2 separate regions of the Homo sapiens genome follow, and region 1 is linked to region 2. Evidence: chromatin loops called from intact Hi-C (ENCODE). Cell type or tissue: thyroid gland. All regions are shown on one strand. Links, peaks and the distances in the headings refer to the core of each region. The heading gives the core; the rest is flanking DNA.

Region 1 (9,841 bases), core at 1,804-9,803, 180 kb before region 2:
GCTCCAGGGATCTGGAAAATGCAACACTCATGAAGTCTGAGGGGAACATGAGGAGCCTAATGGCTGATAAAAATAGAGGCATGTGGGCAGCGGGGCCTGAGGGGTCCTGCTTTGAGCTAGATGCCCATCCCAGCTCAGCCGCATTCAGCCTCAGTCTCCCCAACTCCAAAATGAAGGTGTTGGAACCGCCTTCAAAACTTCTGTGAGATCATATATACAAAGTGCCTGGCGCAGGAGTTCCCGAAGCTCCCTCCTGGACACTGTGAGGATGAGCTCAGTTACGGAGGAGCTGAACCAAGCCACGGGCAGCAGACGGGCTTTACATAGAGAGCAGGGGCCCAGGCACTGGGCCGTAGGGAATGGTGGGTGCAGCGGCTCAGGGGAAGGCACGAGTGTGGTGATGTGGGGCTGCGAGCAGTGCGACTGGGCACCTCTCCCGGCATTGTACTCAGGCTGGGGACGACATAGAGGCCTTCAGTCAAAGCCCTGGAAATCAGCACCAGCCCCTGTGCCCAAGACCCATGGGAAACAGGGCAGGGCGAATGAAAACCCACCTCAGATGGTGGTGAGGAAGGAGCTTTTGAAGGAGAATAACGTCTAGGAGGGAGAAGAAGAGGCGGGGTTACTTGTAACCTCTAACAGTGTCTTAGCAGACCGGGGGCGGAAGGGAAAACTCCCGCCATCTCCGTTCTGATGGGCAGGACAACGGGATAAGCACGGTCACATCCGCAAGAGAAGAAAAAGAATAAATTATATTTCTCTTGTAATATGTGGCCAGCTTAAAAAAGAGTTAGAAAATTAATTATCTGCTGTTATTAGTCTAATGACCTATACCATTCGAGGTTATTTACCACAGAAATAAAACTTCCCGCCATAAATGTCAGCTAAGCTTCCTGAATGTAAAGTCTCGCAGGCACCACTGCCTGGAGAACTCAGGCCTGGCTGATTTCTTTTGCGGGTTTCCACCCTCTCTCTTCCTTCCTGGAGGATCAGGGTGCTGGTGGTCAGCAAGTGGCAGGCACCGTGGAGCATAGGATGAGATTTTGCCCCTACTCTGCACCTGCCGCTCATGGCCAGGCCCTCTGAGTCTTGTCCCAGGTGGTCACAATGTCAGGGCGGTCCCTGGGGCCAGTAGTCCAGGGATGTGGGGTGGTCCAAGGTGTGGGGCTCTGGAGACATAGGGACAGTGGGTGCCTGCAATGATGATGGGAAAATAAGCGCCTCCTGCATAGAGAGCGCTTGTTTGGGTACAGCTCGAGAATCCGCCACATGCTTTGATGTGCTATGCCCGTTCCATGAGAAGGCAGGCAGCATGACCAGCACCCTTTATGAATAAGGAAACAGAGGCCCAGAGAGGAGACATGACTGCCCCAGTGAAGCGAACAGCCTGGACTCTTTAACTACCTGATAATGGCCCACTCATCTAACTTTGCCCCACTATCAAATCAAGAAAGTATAAATCTTTGGATTAAGAGGAGTGGAGCACCCCTGAAAGCAATCAGGCAGCAGCATGAAATGCCTACATTTGCTACTCAGGGCCCTGGCAACATGGCACAGGGTCCTTTCTGCTTAAGGAGTAGCTTTCTAGGCAAGCCCTTTACTTTGTGTAGCATCCCCAGGGGACCAAGGTTGAGCAGGGGCAGGTGATAACTTGGGCTGATTCTTTGACCAGGTCTCATGCCAGAAGAAGGAGGGGGGGGGGTCTCAGCAAGAGTGGGCTGTGCTAAACACCGCCCACTAGGCATTTTTAATCTCTGGCCTGGAGCTCTGGTATGAGGGTATTCAGCATCCCTGTACCCAGAGCTCAGCTCCAGATAATGGGGCAATGTCCCAGAGGCCTGTGGGAAACCCAGCTGCACAGGCACTAGCCTCAAAGTGTCCATAGAACCTACCTGGAGACAAATGCCTCCTCCACCGATGTCCAGACCATGCCCACAGGCATGGGACCAGCGCTTCTGTCATGGGTTTTAGGGGAAGATGCGCCTCATAGACTGCCACAGCCCCAGGATTAATAGTGTTTCTGATAGGGGACATTGATGGCATTTGGATCTGCACCGTACTTCCTTGGGCAGGATTGCCCCACACATTACAGGCTATTTTGTGTCCCTGGACCCTGCCCACTAAATGCCAGTAGCACCCACAGGCATTGTTAGTAAGAAAATGCCTGACACATTTTCCAACAGCATTTTGGGGCAATGCAAAGTCTGATACAGAGATCTACCATGGAGACGCCTGCAGGAGGCATCTTCATTTTCGACAGTCAAGGCCAGCCCTACCTCAAGCTGTGCCAAGTATGAAGAGCATCCTCTCTGCCCTGGACGCTAGGGCTGACCTGCTGAACAGATGGCCTTGACCATGTTGGGTCACACCACTGGGACCCAGTTTCCTCCTTTCTAAAATGAGGGGGCCCCTCTAGCTTGAATATGTTCACACTTCTCCCCTGCGTCAGGCTGTCAACATGGCTCAGTGTTCTCTCCCCTGCTCATCAGTCATTTATAGCTTAGCATGAATGTGAGTCACTCTCCTTCTTCTCCCAAGGGCATTGCTGTTTTAAGCCTTATCTCTCATTGTGGAATAAAGAGCTTTGTCCCTGCGAAGGAGCTGCAGGTGTTAGGAAGTAGGTGGGAGAGGTGTTTTGAAAGCCAGAGGGTACTTTCCCCGGGCCTGAAATCCCTTTACTCGGTGGTTGTGCTCAACTGGACTCCTCACTCCAGCAACCCATGAGGCCCCCACAGAGAATACATGTGTCTGGGGTGGGAGAGGTAGAGACTAGGGGTGAAGCAGAACTCCCTCTCTGTAGGAGTCCCAGACCAGTGATTCCCAGACCTGACCACACGTTGGAATCACCTGGGGGTCTCTTAAACCATCCAAAGCCCCGGCCACACTCCAGACCAATTAAATTACAGTATGTTGCGGGAGACCAGGCATGGGTGGGTTTTGAAGCTCCTTGGGTGATTCCAATGTGCACACAAGTTCAAACATCACCAATCTAGACCCAAAATCCAACCCTGCCTCCCCAACTCTTGTTCTGTCTCTCCTCTGCCAAGCCACAAATTAATCTGTGCCCCTGCCAGAGAAATCTTTGCTAGATGTCTTCTCTTCCCAATGGGCTGGCTCCTGAAGCAATGATTCTAGCTGGGGGTTGCATTTGACCCCAGGGCTTACCAGGTCTCTCCGTGGGAGTGAGGAAGGAGCTTTTGAAGGAGAATAACATCTAGGAGGGAGAAGAGTGCTCCTGGGGCCAGGCTTAGGAGTGAACAAGTTAAAGGGCCAGGTGATGACTTCCAGGCTCTCATCTGGGGCCACGAGTGCGCATGTGAGTGCCTATCATAATAAAGGACTATCTCACCCATACTCAAGCCATAAAAAAAGGCCAAAACACAAAACCCAAAAGGGCCAAATCCAAGTGCACCTGATGCTTTAAACTTGTAATGCACTGACTTTCCAACCTTCGCCCCCTCAAAGCTTATTTACAGACAGGTTTTGAGCTCCCAAGTCCCCTTCTATTTGCAGATTAATAGTGCCTTTCCATTCACTACTCTATCAAGAGCCACAAGGTCAGGAATGACTCCAGTCATTCTTAGGGGCCTAAAGAATAAACACCTCCTGTTGCAGGCCTCGCTGAGGTGGCCCCTCCTGGCTCTGCTCCCCATCCTTCCCCCTGATCTCTGTGAACGCCTGTGATGCTGTCATTCCGATTCAGCTGATTTCAATCAAGTTGAAGCTGGTGGGTGGCTTTGCAAGTTGGCTAGACTTATTTTAATTTGAAACCAACAAATGGTAAAAAGAAAGTTAATCATTTAGTGAAGGTAACCTGTTCTATTTTTTCACTGCTCCTCCTGCACAGAGAGCTCTCCCTCCCACCTGTCCTTTATGGTACCTGGGTGCCCATTATTATTCTCTTTGCACTAAAGGCTTGACAGCTCCTGTGAAATTGTAACTATGTTTTTATGCAGGGGAACAGCAAGCCATTATCCTCCAATAGTGTCTTAACACATGTTATTCAGATGAGTCAGCATTCTGTGATGGAAGTACCTAACTGGTCTCAGTGTCAGAAGACTTGGGTTCAAGTCTCAGGTGTGTGATCTTGGGCTACCTCGTCTATTGGGAGATGAGGTTAACAATAATAACCAAAAATTATTGAACATTTGCTATATAGCAGGGGCCAGGCTAAGTCTTTTAGAGGCATTGATTAATTTAATCTTTATAACCATATGATGAGGTGTAGGTGTTACTATTATCCCCACTTTAGAGCTTTAGAGGCAAGGAAACTGGCTCTGTTTATTTCACTTTCCCAAGGTTCCACAACGGGTGAGTGACAGAGCTAAGACTATCTAACCCTAGATCCCATGCTAAGGGGCCTTCCACTGCAAGTTTAGCATGTTAGGCCAGGAGCAGTGGCTCACACCTGTATTCCCAGCAATTTGGGCAGCCGAGGCGGATGGATCACTTAAGGTCAGGAGTTCGAGACCTGCCTGGCCAACATGGCAAAACCCTGTCTCTACTAAAAATACAAAAATTAGCTGGTGTCATGGCGCACTCCTGTAATCCCAGCTACTCAGGAGGCTGAGACAGGAGAATCACTTGAACCTGAGATGTGGAGGTTGCAGTGAACTGAGATCACGCCACTGCACTCCCAGCCTGAGTGACAGAGCAAAACTCTGTCTCAAAAAAAAAAAAAAAAAGAAAAGAAAAGAAAAAAGAAAAAAAAGAGTTTAGCATGTTAGACACAGATGCCCTTAAACATGGCAGGAGATTTCAGTTGATGCTAGTTGACGAGAAGCCAGGGTTCTCATGTCTCATAGGAGAGAGAAGGCATAGGCATAGGACTTTGAGATATTAAATAACCTGCCTGAGACCGTAGAGCTAATAAGTGCTAGAAGCAGGATTTGGGCTGAGACCTGCCTAGTGTAAGGTCAGCACTCATAATGGCTACCCTAGCCTGCCCAGTAGAAGAGCATTTATATGTGTACACCTTGCAGCATTTAATACATAGTATGGACTCAGTAAACATAATTATTTATATATAATCTGTATTACTTATTGAATCTGTTACCCGTAGGATCCTTTAGAAGTGCAGCATGGGAAATGTCCGCATGCCAGGTGCCTTGAGGGTGGGGGAGAACGAGGAGCACCAAAATGTAGGTAGTTGAGATGAACTTGAACTTGACCTGCTTCAGTTTTGCTAAAGAGTCTGGGTCTTTGGCTCCCGTCATCCCCAGTGGATCAGGGCTCTGGTCCTTCAGAACTGAATATGCCAGGAGAAACCAGACATAAACTAGAAACAACAGCCCCCTTCCTCCAGGACTCTGGAGTGGAGTGAGAGCCCCAGAATGCACGTGTGAAGGATGGTCCATGTGAGCCTGCGGAGAACAGTCAGGCTCATCGGTGAGGTCAATGTTTTCAGAGGCCCATGTGCAGGATCTGCACATGAGCTGTTAGCTTTATAGGCTCACCACCATTGCCAGCCAGCTCCAGCCTAACTCTGTGCCATCAATCACAGGGGGAAGCAAGGGAGGGCAACTTGGTACAACCTGCCCCTGCTCCTGGAAGACAAATAAAAATTTACATCTTACAGATGGCGGCTTCTCAGCTTCTTCATCTTACACCACAGCAGGTGTGTGTCTCCATGGTGAAGCAGGGTACAGCACAAAGCCGCCTCATTCATGTCTGCAGAGCTTCCAGGCCACCAGCCCTTTGGGATGGACAAAGCTAAATATGGATCTGCTGGGAAAAAAAATCTGGTATTAATATCATCAGTCCTCTTCTCCTTTTAAAGGGGTCCTCATTTTGGCAAACATCCAAGCCTGGACTAGGCAAATGGTCTCTCATTCCACCATTTATTCATCCAGCAAACATGGACTGAGGGTCATCTAAGTTTCAGACCTTGTAGTGTGCTTGCTATAGTAATAAGTAAATATTAAAATAATATTTCAATGTATAGAAAACTTTTTATGAAACACGTCCTTTCATTGATCCTCATGGTAACCTCTTGACAATCCCACTTTTCAATCAGAAAACTGAGGCCCAAGGAGGCTACATACCTTACCCACAACACCTAGCTAATACATGGCAGATTCTTCCACACGTTGTCTTGTTTCACCTTTAAAATAGTCCTGTGAGGTAAATATTGCCTCCTGCATATAGATAAGATCATGAGGTTTTGTGATGTTGTACAACTTGCATAAAACAGCACAGCCAATTCATGAGAGAACCCAGCTTCTAATTCCATAGCTAAGTTCTTTTCCCCAAAAAAATATATATAGCCATATTCTTGGAATGTTAGAGTCCAGTTGAATAACAAGATGCAAGTACATTAACATTTTTTAAAGAAAATGGACCTGCTTTTCCTTTTCCTGAGACTCAGAATCCCCTGGCTTCACTCTTAAAGCACCACTTATCCTCCCTGCCTTCCCCTTTGGTTAAAATGTTCCATGTCTGATAGAGCTGATCTGCTGCACCAGACTTCACAGATAGGTGTCACCACTGAGCCACCTGAAAATTACTTAACTCTAGGGTTTCAAACATTAGCAAATAAATTTATTTCTAGCAGTATATAAATTAAGCATCCACCTGTCATATTTACTTAGAATTGAGCTTTCTGTATGGTCTCAAATGTGTTCATAAGTGCTAAAGGACAACCAATAAAAAGAGTAATAAAACTTGTTAAAATATTTTAAGTAACATGCCTGACAATGCACAGCTAGTAAGTGGTAGAAGCCTTCTTTCAGCAAAGACTTCTAAATGGAGGCAAATTTGGAGCTGGGCTTTGAATGGAGCACAGGTATTTCCCATCTTCAGCTTAATCATCCCAGATGCCATGTCCATAGACAGTAAACCATTTAGCTGAAATGAAGACATTTCTTGCAACCTGGGAGATTTTTGTATCTCTGCTCAAAGCTGAAGTTTGGACTTTAAGTGAACTGTCGTGTATTAAGTATCTACTATGTATGCCTGGTACTACATGAAGCACTTTTACATGCATTACCTTCCTTAATTCTCACAATTTTTCTACACAGTAGTTATTATTGTACCCATTTTGCACCTGTGGAAACTGAGACCCAGAGAGGTTTAGTAACTTGCCCAAGGTCACACAGCTAATAAGTGATGAAAAGGGAATTGGAATTCATCTGTCTGACTCCAAGTCCACTCTTTCTAGTATTTCACACAGACTCTTCATCCTGTGTTTGATCTCCACTTGCCCCCATGGGGAGGGCATCCCATGCTGCCTGTTCAGGCCTAAAACAGGTTTATAGGAGCAAGGATATTTTCTCTGTGACATGCGGGAGGAGAGGACAGCCGCAGGAGAAGGTGCAGCAAAGTAGGGGGCCCCAGTCCAAACGGGTGGCAAACAGACAAGCCTGTCTGAGCAATGGCTTGGAAATCTCCCCTCTGGAGTTAATTTCAGTCACAGTGTCGTTCCTATTAAGTGGAGCAGTTGGTTGGCTGTAGGTGTCAGAATGGCCTTATAAAACTGGAATCCAATCTAATCTTAGGGGAGGTGTGGAGGACAGAGAAAGAGAGGAGAGGGGAGGAGGAGGAGGGAGAGAGAGCTGGCAGTGTTTACAGGTACTGGTAGGGTAAAGAGAACAATTTGTTAGCTCTCCACTGTCGGTGGCTGATGAAATTCAGACCTGGTTCTCTTTTGTATGGGGAAGCTGGATCATGGCCGGCTGGAGCTGCTTCCTCATCTACTTTAAGAGTTTTAGCCAGGGCTTTATCTGCCATTCTGGAAAGGGTGGCACAGTTTAGGAATCGTTCACATATGGGACCTCAAAGTCACTGGGCTGTAATCCACCAGGCTGTTTTTACTCAGCAATGTTTATTGTCTCCAGTGTACCAAGCACCGTACTAAAGATGTTTCACGAAATTTGCTAATTTTTCTTAAATTAGCTAATTTTTCTCACCAATTTATGGAATTGAAATTATTATTCCCACGTAGGCTCAATAAAGCTCCCTGGGGTCTCAAAGCTAATACATAGAAGAGTCAGAATTTGAACTTAGGTATTTTGCTCCGAAGTCCACATGATTGCCCCTGCATCATGCCTCTTAGTGACCTGCCACAAGAATTTGTTGTAGAAAGGGGCCATAAACAAGGTGCCCTGTGACCTGCTATAAATGTGTGAAAGCATAGAAAGATGTATCTATAATCTACTACTCCATCAACTAAAAAGGATGAGATAAAACAAGAAAAACCTTACTTTCCCAAAATGTAACCATTTTTTTTTCAAATCTTCATTTATACCCCTTTAAGTGTACCAACATGAACATTTTGGAATCAAAATATGTTATCCATAATTCACTTTTAAGTTCTTTAGCTGAAAAGGGAACTACAGATTTGCAAAGAGTACAAAAAGAGATTAAACATATTTTCCATTTTCCTCCAAATCTTAATTTTTCTGAAATATTTCTCCACTCTGTGGTCTATAGGGTTACCAAGTATAGACCCTCCAGCCTGGGAGGGTCTTATTCACCAGCACCTTTCCAGGGATGTGGGCCCTGAGGGCAAACCTCCTGAGGCCAGGCCCTCCTGACCCAGGGGCACTCCCTGAGGAAGGTTGGTCTTGGGTGCCCATCGGGTGCCCCAGGCCAATAGCCACGCCTCTGCTGTACCATGACAGCATCCAGGTCTGGCCTTGATGCAGTAGCAAGGCTGTTTCCTAGCGACCAGGTTGGATAGAGAAAGCCTGAGACCAGCCACCAGGGGCTGGAGTAGAGTCACTGAGCACTGGGCCGACTTGGCAGCCCTTACGGGAAGCATATGGGACTGAACAGATGGGCTGGGCACAGGCGCCCCGAGCTAGAACCATAAAGGCAAAAGTGGAGCTGGGGAGGGAACAGAGAGAAAGGCAAAGAAGCCAGGTCAGGAATTGGCTCACTGAGCTGGGCTGGGGCTGGGTGCGTTGGGGAAGGCTTGATCCTGGGATTGTGCAGACAAAGGAGCTCGCCTTCTGCAGTATTCAGCAACCCTATCTGGAAGGTCCCTGTCTCCTGAGAACACCCCCAGTGAGCGGTAGTGGCACTTAAGGCTGTCCTAAGGGGCATTGAGTGACAAGCCCACAAGTGCTGGTCTTGGGCCGCTTAACACAGCCTCCGTAGCAAGAGATCCCATTCCTCAACCCTGTGCTCTCCTTGGCCCACTGAAATGCATCCCCCTCCCTCCCTGCTCCTTGTTTCCCCAGCTCAAATAGAAGCATCTATTTTCCTGCAAAGACAGATTTTTTTTTTTTAAACCAAACCTAAAGGCACTATAAAGAGATGATGAAAGTCACATGGACACTTTAGGGATATTTTATTGTAGGGCTAGAATTTTTTTGCAGCACTATTCTGATGGATGGGTTTCTGAAGCTGGCTTGGAATGGTAGAAAAGGTTATAGGAAGTGGGCATTGTCAGCCTGCGGAAGAGAAGACTCAGGGTGGCTGGGGAGAGTGTGAGTCATAGACAGGTGTTGAAAACTGAAGAGCTGTTATATGAAAGAAGGAATTCACTTATTCTCCAAAGGGTAGAACCAGCAGGTGGAAGTTCCAGGGAAATAAATTTAAGCTCTATTATATGGAAGACTTTTCTTATAATTAAAGCTATCTTAAAATGGAATGGATGCCTTTAGATGGTAGCGAGCTCCCCATCAATGGAGGTGTTCCAGCAAAGACTCAACAACCATCTGGCAGAATGTTGGAGAAGCCATTCAACCATTGAATGAGGTTAGGCCCTTTCCAACCCTGCATGTCTATAACTTTATGAAAGGAGCTGTATTGAATAGCTTAAAAATTTCATTCAAGTAACTCTGAATTTCATGTCCCTAGGCAATTGTCCTTTTTGAATGAGAAGTCATCCTGAAAT
Region 2 (11,103 bases), core at 871-8,870:
CAATTCAAAGCCGGGCCTTTGTCCCAATGCTCAGCTCCTCCAGAGGTGGCTACAGCCGGGTGTGCTGCTTCCACAGAGCAGCTGAGGCTCAAAGGAGAGCCCCCGTGCTGAACTGGACACCGGGCAGGGGTGATTCCAGCGATGGCGGATTCCTGCGATCCGCAGACCTTTACGGAGCGCGTGCTGTGAAGGAAGGCTCTGGGCTAGAATCAGACCCTCTTAGGGAGTGCCCCACTGAATCTCTGACCGGGACATGGGTGTGCCATGGGGGCTGCACCCCCACTTTTCAGAGGAATGACACTTCCAAGGCCTCATCCCAAGGGCAAGCTGTAGCAGCCGCGCAGGTAGAGCTGCAAGGCTGAGCGTCTGCCTCTCCCTGGGGCGTAGGAACTGGCCACAACTAGCCCAGGACCGCAGGTCCTCTACTTGCCGTTGGGCCTCCCTGGGCCCCTCCTCACTCCCCCACTCTCTTATCCACCGCAGCCCAGACGAGAGGAGGTGGTGCCTGCGCAGCCTGGCCAGCCTACCGGGGCCACTCAAGCTTCTCTTGGCCCAAACACAAGAGCCCCAAGCCCTACCCTGCCGCGGGCTCAGAGCCAGCCAGCATCTGATCGAGGGCCTACGGTGGGCCAGGGGCTTCCACCTGCCCTGCCAGCAGGGCTTGTTGACCCATTCCACAGCTGAGCAACCTGAGGCAGGAGTGGCATGGGCTGCAAAGACAACCGGGAAGGAGTGAGCTAGCTCTCCCAGCGCCAAGTCAGGGCTCTTTCCACACAGCCTCAGCACCTCCTACCACCCCCTAACCCCTACCACCAACCTCTTCTTCAGGAAGGGAAGGGGCCTAAAGCCTATCACCCTTCCAGAACAGCTAGCACTGGCCCAGAGGCAGGAGTGTGAGGGCTGGGCATCTTTGCAGAAGGCTGGCCTCTTCTCCTGGGGGCATTAAATAAACACGGTCCTAGAGAGCTGTGGACTTCCTAGAACACATTCACACAGCGTCACCTCACAGCCGCCCTGTGAGGTGGGAAAGACAACCACTCCTGCCCCCTTCCCCCATACACACACACGCACACACACACTGCACACTCATACATGTGCACACGCACAAACACATGCATATGCACGCGCACACACTTATACACACAGACCCACACATACATTTACGCACATACACATACTAATGTGCACACACATGCATACACACACTATACACACTAATATATGCATACACACATGCACACACATACACACTATACACACTAATACATGCATACACATATGCACACATATACACACATACACACTATACACACTAATACATGCACACACATATGCACATGCATACACACGCACACACACACTAGACACACTAATACATGCACACATGCACACACATACACACTATACACACTACATGCATATACGCATATACACACGCATACACACATGCATACACGTGCACACTCACATATGCACATACACAACATGCACTCACATGCATGTGCACAAACACGCATCTGCGCACACACATACACTAACACACACACACACATACACACACTCACATGCAGATGCACATACACACCCACACATACACACACATATGCACACACACCCTGAGACACAGATTCAGGGAGCCAACCCCAGCCTGTGGCAAAACCAGGTCTGGAACCTGATCTCTGGAGAAACTCTGAGAACACCCACAAAGCCCCCAGGCTTCTCACCGCCCCCGCATGGAGGCCGTCTTCATGTGGACCCCTCTGCCGGGCCTGTCTGGTGCCCCCACTGCTCCAAGCAGACCCCAGAACTCCCCTGCTCTGAGAGCCCCTTGGCACCTGGCACGACCAGCACAGGAGCCCACCCCCACGCCATGCACCTGAACCTCTCAGCTGCTCCCTCACTCTCACTCTCCCTCCACCCCAAGAAGGGCCCCAGCTCCATGGGCCTCCTCTACTCTCTGAGGCACTTGGGCACTTGGTTCCTTTAAATCTGGGCCTGGCGATCTCCCAGGCACTAGATGCATTTACCCACCCACCACACTCTGGGCACCTGTGGCCCCGCACCTTCTGTGATGCTGCTGACCCAGTCCTCCGCCACCACCCTTGGGACACTCCCGTCCTCTCTTCTGTGCCTGTGCATGCTGATCCTAGAGTTGGTCACTTCCCTGTCAGTCTGCATCCCCTCCTGTGGCCTCATCATGCCTGCTGACTCTCAGATCAGCGTCTTTGGTCCAGGCATCTCTCTGGTGCTCCAGAACACGCACCCACCTGTGGTCTAGCTACAGCTGTGGCTGCACTGTGGACTCAGTATGAGATGAAGCCATCCGGTCCTTCCTGCCAAGCCTGCCCCTCCTTCAGTGTGCCCTGTTCCCATGAGGGTGCCATCACTCACCTTGGTGGCCCAGCCAGAATCCTGGGAGCCATCCTTCCCTCCCCGCTCTCTTCCCCCAAACCAGCCAGACCCTAAGTTTTGTCAGCTCTTGCTCTGAGCCCCTCATCTCCCCACTGCTACGCATCACCTCCAGCCTGCATTCTGGCCACCATCCTGTCACGTTCTGTGTCCTCCAGGACCCCCTCCACCAAACTATCCTCTGCAAGCAGCCAGGATGCATCTGAAATCGGCTGAGGACACCACTCCTTTTTTTTTTTTTTTTTTTTTTTTTTTGAGACAGAGTCTTGCTCTGTCACCCAGCGTGGAGTGCAGTGGCATGATCTCGGCTCACTGCAACCTCCACCTCCCAGGTTCAAGCGATTCTCTCGCCTCAGCCTCCCGAGTAGCTGGGGTTACAGGCACCTGCCATCGTGCCCGGCTAATTTTTTGTATTTCTAGTAGAGAGACAGGGTTCTGCCATGTTGGCCAGGCTGGTCTTGAACTTCTGACTTCAACCTCAGGTGATCCGCCTGCCACAGCCTCCCAAAGTGCTGGGATTACAGGCGTGAGCCACCAGGCCTGTCCAACACCACTTCTTATAACCCTCTGGTGGCGGCTTTCTAAGAGGGAGTCCAGTCTCCTGGCCCTGCCAACAAAGCCCCCAAGATTCTACTTCTGCCCGTCCCCTTGGACTCAAGCTTTGGTTACCCCAGAGTATTTGCAAACCCTCACAGCTGCCGTGAGCTTCAGGTCTCCATGTCTGTGCTTAGTGCTATTCCCTCTTCTTGACATGTGTCTCCTTCCCTGCTTATAAAGTCTTTCTTAACCTTCAAGTCAGAGCTTCCAATTCCAGATGCTATTCCCGGCCGTTGCCTCCACTGCCCACTTATGGGCAGCATTCATTCCCCCTGCCTCGCACCCCTAGGCTTCCTCGTGCCTGCACCTACCATAGCATTTTGCCCCGTTATAATTTTTCCTTAAGTATCTGTCTCCCTCTTGGATGGTGATCAACGTGAGGACAGGGAATAAATCATACTCATTTTTTGAATCCTCAGAGCCTCTTGTGATCCTGACCATAACTGGTATTTCATCAATGTTTCTTGAGTCAATGTCTCCCAGCCAATATTCCCTGACACCTACCCCTCACCAAAAGCCCAAGGTGGAGGTCAGATCGGGGAGGGAGGATTTGAACTGTAAATCCAGGGGGCCCTAAGGAAGGAGGCCAGGATATTGTGCAGGGGTAGAAGTGGAGTGGCCCTCATCCTCTCCTCCCTGTAGCCCCAGCAAAGATCATCTCCTTTGGGGGCACCGTGACAACACCTTGGATGAAAGATGTTCGGCTGCCTTGCAATTCAGTGGGAGATCCAGCCCCTGCTGTGAAGTGGACCAAGGACAGGTGTGTGTCGGGACAGTGGAGGGATGGGGTGGCCCCAAAGAGGGATATAGTAGAAGAGCGGTGTGGAGAAGAGTCTGGGGCCCTCCTGCCTGGTGACCCGGTTGCCTCCAGGCCTGCAGAGGCCCTGCAGGGTGTGCTGCTACTGCTCTCTCAAGCAGGCCTGGCCTCCTGGCTCCCCTCTTGGGAGCCAAGGACCTCCCTTCCCCGGATGGTTAAAGAGGCTGGGTTACCTCATACCCCCAGGGAGTGCTGAGCAAAGCCCCAAGAACCCGGCGTTCCCTGGCGAGCCTCCTTCCACCCCCAGCTCTCTTTGTCACACACCGGGGGGAGGGCCTCAGGAGGAAGGGGTGCTTGACATGACCCACCCGCCCCATCCTCGCCCCTGGCAGTGAAGACTCGGCCATTCCAGTGTCCATGGATGGGCACCGGCTCATCCACACCAATGGCACACTGCTGCTGCGTGCAGTGAAGGCTGAGGACTCTGGCTACTACACGTGCACGGCCACCAACACTGGTGGCTTTGACACCATCATCGTCAACCTTCTGGTGCAAGGTGAGGCTCTGTGAGGCAGGTGACCCCAGGTGGGGACAGGGATGGAGAAAGGGTAGGGATTCCATCATGCGAGAGGGTCATCGAATGGAAGAAGCCAAACCAAGGGAGAGACAGACCTCTGGAGAAACAGAGGTGCACATGGAAGGGGAGGCAGGAGAGCTGGGGAGTGGGAGTGGGAGTGAGGGTGTGGGAGAGCCAGCACCTTCCCGTCACGGGGGGACTCCCCACACCCCATCACAGGGTCCGCCCTTGTGCTAAGGGGTGGTGGCTTTCCCCTCACAGTTCCCCCGGACCAGCCCCGCCTCACTGTCTCCAAAACCTCAGCTTCGTCCATCACCCTGACCTGGATTCCAGGTGACAATGGGGGCAGCTCCATCCGAGGTGAGGAGGGGTCTGGATGCGGGGGAAGATAGGGGAAGGAATTCTGGGCCCGGGGCAGGGAAGGGGCTTCACCCACTTCTGCCATTTGTCTCCAAATGACAGAAACGATCTGGGGGCCAAGTGACCCACAAGGAAGTCACTCAAGTGCCAAGGGAACTGCAATGGCCCAGGCACCTGGGATTTAGTACGCCCGCCCCTCCAATGCCACTTGTGAGCTGTGTGACCCTGGAGTAGGCTGTTTCCCTCTCTGAGTCTGGGTTTCCCAATCTGTCGAAGTAGACAAATGGACTACTAGATCAGTGCTTTCCAAGTGTGGGCGTGCGTCTGCGTCACCAAGGGGCCTTGTAACAATGCAGTTCTGACTCAGCGCTCTGGGCTGGGGCTGAGGACCTGCCTTTCTAACACGCCCCAGGTGCTTCTGAGCCTGCTGCTCAGGGGGCCGTGTCTAGATCCTAGTGAAGATCTAGACAGGACCCCTTGTGAGCCTCACAACTCTGGTTTTCTCCCCTCCCGAACCTGCCGCTAACCCCTAACACTAGAACCAAAGTGACAGCGTCAGACCCGCCGGGGGCTGGACCCCAGGCCCTCACAGTGTTTTGTTGATTGGTTGGTTTAACATAGAGAGTTGACTGGGGCTGATCCTTCCAATTTTGCTTCTAAGGAGCATATGCCCGTTCCAATGACCAAAAGCCTGACTCTGCCCCCTGCCTGGAGCCCAGCCCCCTGTTGGGGTACCTGAGGCTGGGCTTCTGCTGCCTTGCCCTGCCCTGCCCCCACCTGAATCAGGCCTACCCTCCGCAGGCTTCGTGCTACAGTACTCGGTGGACAACAGCGAGGAGTGGAAGGATGTGTTCATCAGCTCCAGCGAGCGCTCCTTCAAGCTGGACAGCCTCAAGTGTGGCACGTGGTACAAGGTGAAGCTGGCAGCCAAGAACAGCGTGGGCTCTGGGCGCATCAGCGAGATCATCGAGGCCAAGACCCACGGGCGGGGTGAGGCCCAGGCCACTGGGGCAGGGAAGGAGCGATGGGCCCAGGGAGGGTGGGCTAGAGGGGCCAGGTATGGGGTGTAAGGTGGCTGGGGTGGGGAAGGAGGGGTCCAGGGATGCAGGGAGACTGAAGGGAGGAGCCTCAGCCTCCTTCCCGTCACCACAGTGTCCCGATGGATCCCATTAGGAAAAACTAGTTCCACTTCCCCACCGGGTGGCCGAAGGTGGCATTCCTTTGCCTCTTCCCAGCTCCCTTCCTCCTCTACTGAGGCCCCTCTCCAGGCCCTGCCCTTTTCTTCCCTCTCCTCCCTCCCCTCCTCTTCCTCCTCTGCGCCCTGGGGCTTCCCCACCCCATCTGTGCCAAACATGTATTCTCCTGGAGCCACTGCCATCCCAGCTGCCCCAGGGAAATCCTTTCCAGCCCAGCCCAGTCCAGTCCTGCCTCCCACCAAATCTCTCTAACCTCTCTCTCTCCCTCCGGCCTGCCAGAGCCCTCCTTCAGCAAAGACCAACACCTCTTCACCCACATCAACTCCACGCATGCTCGGCTTAACCTGCAGGGCTGGAACAATGGGGGCTGCCCTATCACAGCCATCGTTCTGGAGTACCGGCCCAAGGGGACCTGGGCCTGGCAGGGCCTCCGGGCCAACAGCTCCGGGGAGGTGTTTCTGACGGAACTGCGAGAGGCCACGTGGTACGAGCTGCGCATGAGGGCTTGCAACAGTGCGGGCTGCGGCAATGAAACAGCCCAGTTCGCCACCCTGGACTACGATGGCAGTGAGTCGCAAGGGTGGAAGGGATGGTACAGAGGCTGGAGCAGGGTGGTGCGAAGGAAGTGGGCAGAGTGGCAGATACATAAAGAGACAGACTAATAGAAAAACAGGCAGGAATGCAGGTGGGGGAAATGCTGGCCTGCAGGTGAAGGGGCTGACAAAGGGGACATCAGGTTTGTTGCAGCCAGGTAAGCGGGCAGATGCACCAATGGCCACTACAGATGGACAGACACATAGGTCAGTAATACCAAAGATGGAGAGTCTTTGAAGCTGCAGTCCTCAATCACTGTGCATTGTTTCAGGGAGGTGACAAGGGAGGTAGAGGTGTGGTTGAGGTCCTGACCTCTAAGAACTTTCTGCTGATATGGAATATTAGCCAGGAGGGGACAGCCTATGCTGCAGTCGCAAATACCAAAACCTGGTGGCTTAACCCTGTACTGATTTGTTTCTTGCTCTCTTGGAGTCCTGCGAGGGTTGAGTGGCCACCATCTTTTTGAACATGGAGACTCCAGGATCCACAGAAAAGGCATACTACCAGTTCCTAACTGCATCTGCCACATGGGGATACATACACACGTGCACACATACACACACATACACACACACACACATCCATTGAAGGGACATGGAAGGCTGAATTCATAGAAGCCCATTGTCACAAGTCTACCTATGTGTTAAGGAAACAGAATAAAAGCAGTATTAAAAGGGGATGGACTCAAGCAAGGAAGGCTTCATGAAGGAGGTGACTCTTAAGCAAAGCTCTGAAACAGGCAAGGGTCAGGGCTTGGCAGAGGGTTATGTCAGCAGGAGAACTTGCCATGCTTCCCCACAGGAGCCCCAGGTTAACAGATATGGCCCCCAGGAGGGGTGAGCAGGGAGAGAATGTAGGGTTTGTAGTGGTTTTTGTCTCCATCTGGGGAAGAGAACCCAGGGTCCACTGCCCAGACTTCTCCCTACCATGCTTCACCCTTTGTTCTCCCCACCCCAGCTGGATATCAGAATTTAAGCCCATCAATCCACTCTCTGGGAATGAGCACTGAACTTCAACAGGCGAGAGACTAACTCCAGGAGACTTTAGGCTAATTCTACAACAGTACCAGGACTTTGTTAATAAAATGCAATATTAAAACTACACAACTGTTCATGGCTGTCCTGATAGGACCAGAATTTGGGGAGCAGAGGGGAAGTCCAGGGTTCTGTGCCAGGAGGTGGAGGTCAGAGCCCAAGGGCAGCAAGAGAGGTCAGAGGACTGCCCCACCCATGAGATGTTCTGCACAGCACCTGGCTCATAAGGGACATCTAATTCTATTCTTTGCCCTCATTCAGGCACCATTCCACCCATCAAGTCTGCTCAAGGTGAAGGGGATGATGTGAAGAAGCTGTTCACCATCGGCTGCCCTGTCATCCTGGCCACACTGGGGGTGGCACTGCTCTTCATCGTACGCAAGAAGAGGAAGGAGAAACGGCTGAAGCGACTCCGAGGTGGGGGAGCTTCCTATGGGCCTTCCAGGAGGGGGTGTTGGCTCTCAGCCACATTGTCCCCCCCCTTCCCTGGCTCACAGCACCATCTGGATGATACAGAGTGCCTGTGTCCCCTTGAAGGAGGAGCAGCCACTCAGACTTTCTGAAACCTCCTTAGTTCAGAAGGTTTCGTTCACCACTTCCTCCTCTATGCCCCCAAGACTTTGTGCCTGCCCCAGTCAGGGCTAATATTTAGAGGTACACACTGGTAAAGCCATGTTGATTGTTAAATATTTAAACATTTCCATGTTGGTTGGTAAACAGATGTTGCTCCTTTCCACACTGGATGCTTCATCCCCTCTCACGGGATCCCTGCAACTTTCCTAGGACCCATTCACTAAAGAATAGACCTGCAGGTAGTCTCTAGGACAATGCTCAGTTCTAACTGGGCAGTTTCTGCACCATGTCAGGTGTTAAATATTTTGAATATTATCCCCTTTTTCCATTACCTGATGCCACAGTCTACTGTGAATGGGTCTGATTTACCTCAGTTTTCCCACAGCCTAACACAGTGTCTGGCACCTACTAGTTGCTTCATAAATATACTTTCACTTATTTGGAAAACTTTTATTGGGTCTGCTTCATCATAGATACTGCAAGACTATAGAGATCAATAAAGAACGGCCAAGCCATACTCTTACAGAGTTTATCATCTAATGTGAGGAGCCAGGAGACAATAGTAGCACAGAAGAGGGAATGACTAATGCTCCCTATTGTGTTCAGGAATTGGGTAAATGGATGAATAGATGGTTCAATGGATGGTTGATGATTGGATGGATGAATGGATGGAAGGATGGATGGATGGATGGATGATTGGGTGGATAATTGAATGACTAGATGGGTGGTGAGTAGTTACATGGTTGGATGGTTGAATGGATCACTGAATAAATGGTTGAATGGAAGGATGTATAGATAGAAGGATGGCTGGATGGCTGAATAGATGGCTGGGTGTAAGGATGGTTGAATAAAAGGCTGAATGAATAGATGGGTGGATGGATGGATAAATTGATGGATTGTTGAATGGCCAGATAATGATTATATGAATAGTTGAACAGATAGGTAGATGATTGAACAAATGCTTGGATGGATGGATGACTATTCTGATAGATCGATGGATGACAAGATGGATGGATGGCTGGATGGAAAAACTATTGGAATTGTGGAATGATTGGGTGAATGGTTAAAGGAGTGGTTGGATGTAAGGTTTAACATATAAATATAAGAATGATTGAATGGATGTTGAATTCATGAGTGAATGGTTGAATGGATTACTGGTTGAATCAATGGGTGGATGGATAGACAGATGGATGGTTGAATAGGTGGATGATGAATTAATGGTTGGTTGGATGGATGAATGGATAATTGGATGGTAGGTGGTTAGATGGATGGATGGCTAGATCAGTGAATGGATGGATGGATGGATCAATGGATGGGTGAATGGATAGCCAGACAATTGGATGGTTAGATGCATGCATACAGCTATTTGGGATTCATTCTGACAGCTCATTCTCAGGTATCAGGGGTCTAATAAATTAACTAGGCCCTTTAATTCTCCTCTCTTCCAAATTCCTAACCTGAGAGTCCTGATCTTATTCAAGGCTCCTCTGAGACAAAGCAGGGGCCACAAAATCCATCCATGGACTTTTTGGGGACAGAGGCCCCAGAGGAGGAAGTGAAGCCTCTTGGTTGATATGAGAGTTTAATCATCTGGGGCTTCCCATTGACCACCTCTACTACATCCTCCACTCTCTCCTCTCCACAAGATATAACTGAAGATAAATCTTCCACTGATATCCATTTCCAGCCTGTTATGGTGTTGTGTTTAAGCAGAGTCAATTCATGAAGCAGATGAGGCACTTGCTATGCCCCCAGTGCTTTGGGAAGGTTCTCTCAATTAGATAAAATTTGAAGAAAGGAAAACAGACTTGAGCCAAATCCTGAATTTGGAGCAGTGAAACCGCGTCATGTTTTGGGCTGTTTTGTAGGTCCTTACATTTCTCCTTCTGCTTCTTAGGAGACCAGCCCTGGCCCCATTTTAAGGAATTCTCCACCTTGTTTCCCATGCCTCTCCCATTGTCATCCTGTTCAAACTTCATTCTCACCCAGCCCTCCTCTCCCTCTACTGTTTTGCAGATGCAAAGAGTTTGGCAGAAATGTTGATAAGGTGGGTATCACCAAGCTGCTTCCTTTCTCCTCCCTTCTCCCCTCTGTCCTGAGGAGGACCCAGGAGCCTCGCTCTGAACTCCCAGAATAGGAGGCAGGCTTCTAAAATCCCACTGTCCTGCAGAGCCCCCTTCCCCAACCCCTTATGGCTGCTGAGCCACCACCTCCAGTCTTTCTCCCCACAGCAAGAACAATAGAAGCTTTGACACCCCTGTGAAAGGGCCACCCCAGGGCCCACGGCTACACATTGACATCCCCAGGGTCCAGCTGCTCATCGAGGACAAAGAAGGCATCAAGCAACTGGGTGAGTGACAGGTGCCACAAGTTCCCTGTCCTGCTGGGTGTGCTTCCCCAGGCTACAACCCATGGAAGTCAAACACCAACCCTCATGGCAGTGCCCAGGGTTCTGGCAGTAGCCCCATCAACCACTCAACAACCTTAGAACTCACTGTGGCTTCTCTCAAGGGCTAATTTTCCTCCTCTGTCCAACGGAGGGAATTGCTGGCCTTTCTGTGACTCAACATTGGATAAAGTCTGGGTTGGTGGGTCATGCCTGTTATCCCAGCACTTCGGGAGGCCAAGGAGGGAGGATCACTTGAGGCCAGAAGTTCGAGACAAGCCTGGGCAACATAGTGAGATCCCATTTCTACCACAAAAAAAAAAAAAAATAGCCAGGCATGACACATCCTGTAGTCTCAACTACTCAGAAGGTTGAGGTAGGAGGATAGCTTGAGCCCAGGAGATTGAGGCGGCTGCAGTGAGCAGTGATCACAATTAAGCCTGGGCAACAGAGTGAGACCCTGTCTCAAAAAAACAAACAAACAAATCCACAAACAAAAAACACATTGGATAAAGACAAAGAGAAATTCAGTCACATCCAAAAGAGCTTTAAAAAACAATTGTAAAGGACTCCCAGTAATTGTCCTTCTTTCCCCAGGAGATGACAAGGCCACCATCCCT

Evidence for each region. A loop is a pair of places that touch in the nucleus more often than their neighbours do. Peaks named below come from ENCODE experiments on the same cell type or tissue, not always from the same donor. Only the 100,000 strongest peaks of a DNase experiment are listed, where the experiment ranks them.
Region 1: a loop joins it to region 2, with 2.4 times the contacts of the local background. A loop is called at or near these places in 12 of 110 quality-filtered maps.

Annotation. Positions count from the first base shown.
Region 1 is chr11:117,618,061-117,627,901 of GRCh38, reverse strand. All of the region lies in intron 3 of DSCAML1 (DS cell adhesion molecule like 1), which reads left to right. Among named protein-coding and RNA genes, the nearest start is that of DSCAML1, 170 kb to the left of the region's middle. In thyroid gland, for the core only: a CTCF peak has its summit at 6,465; no DNase peak of the experiment used is centred there; H3K27ac peaks cover 911 bases.
Region 2 is chr11:117,432,482-117,443,584 of GRCh38, reverse strand. DSCAML1 (DS cell adhesion molecule like 1) reads left to right here. Exons shown (of 33, transcript NM_020693.4): 22 at 3,649-3,766; 23 at 4,156-4,319; 24 at 4,602-4,700; 25 at 5,502-5,690; 26 at 6,176-6,463; 27 at 7,786-7,941; 28 at 10,114-10,144; 29 at 10,329-10,447; 30 at 11,081-11,103. Among named protein-coding and RNA genes, the nearest start is that of CEP164, 110 kb to the right of the region's middle. RefSeq lists enhancers at 49-1,029, 4,902-5,876, 8,161-8,210. In thyroid gland, for the core only: no CTCF peak of the experiment used is centred there; DNase peaks (open chromatin) are centred at 5,044 and 5,564.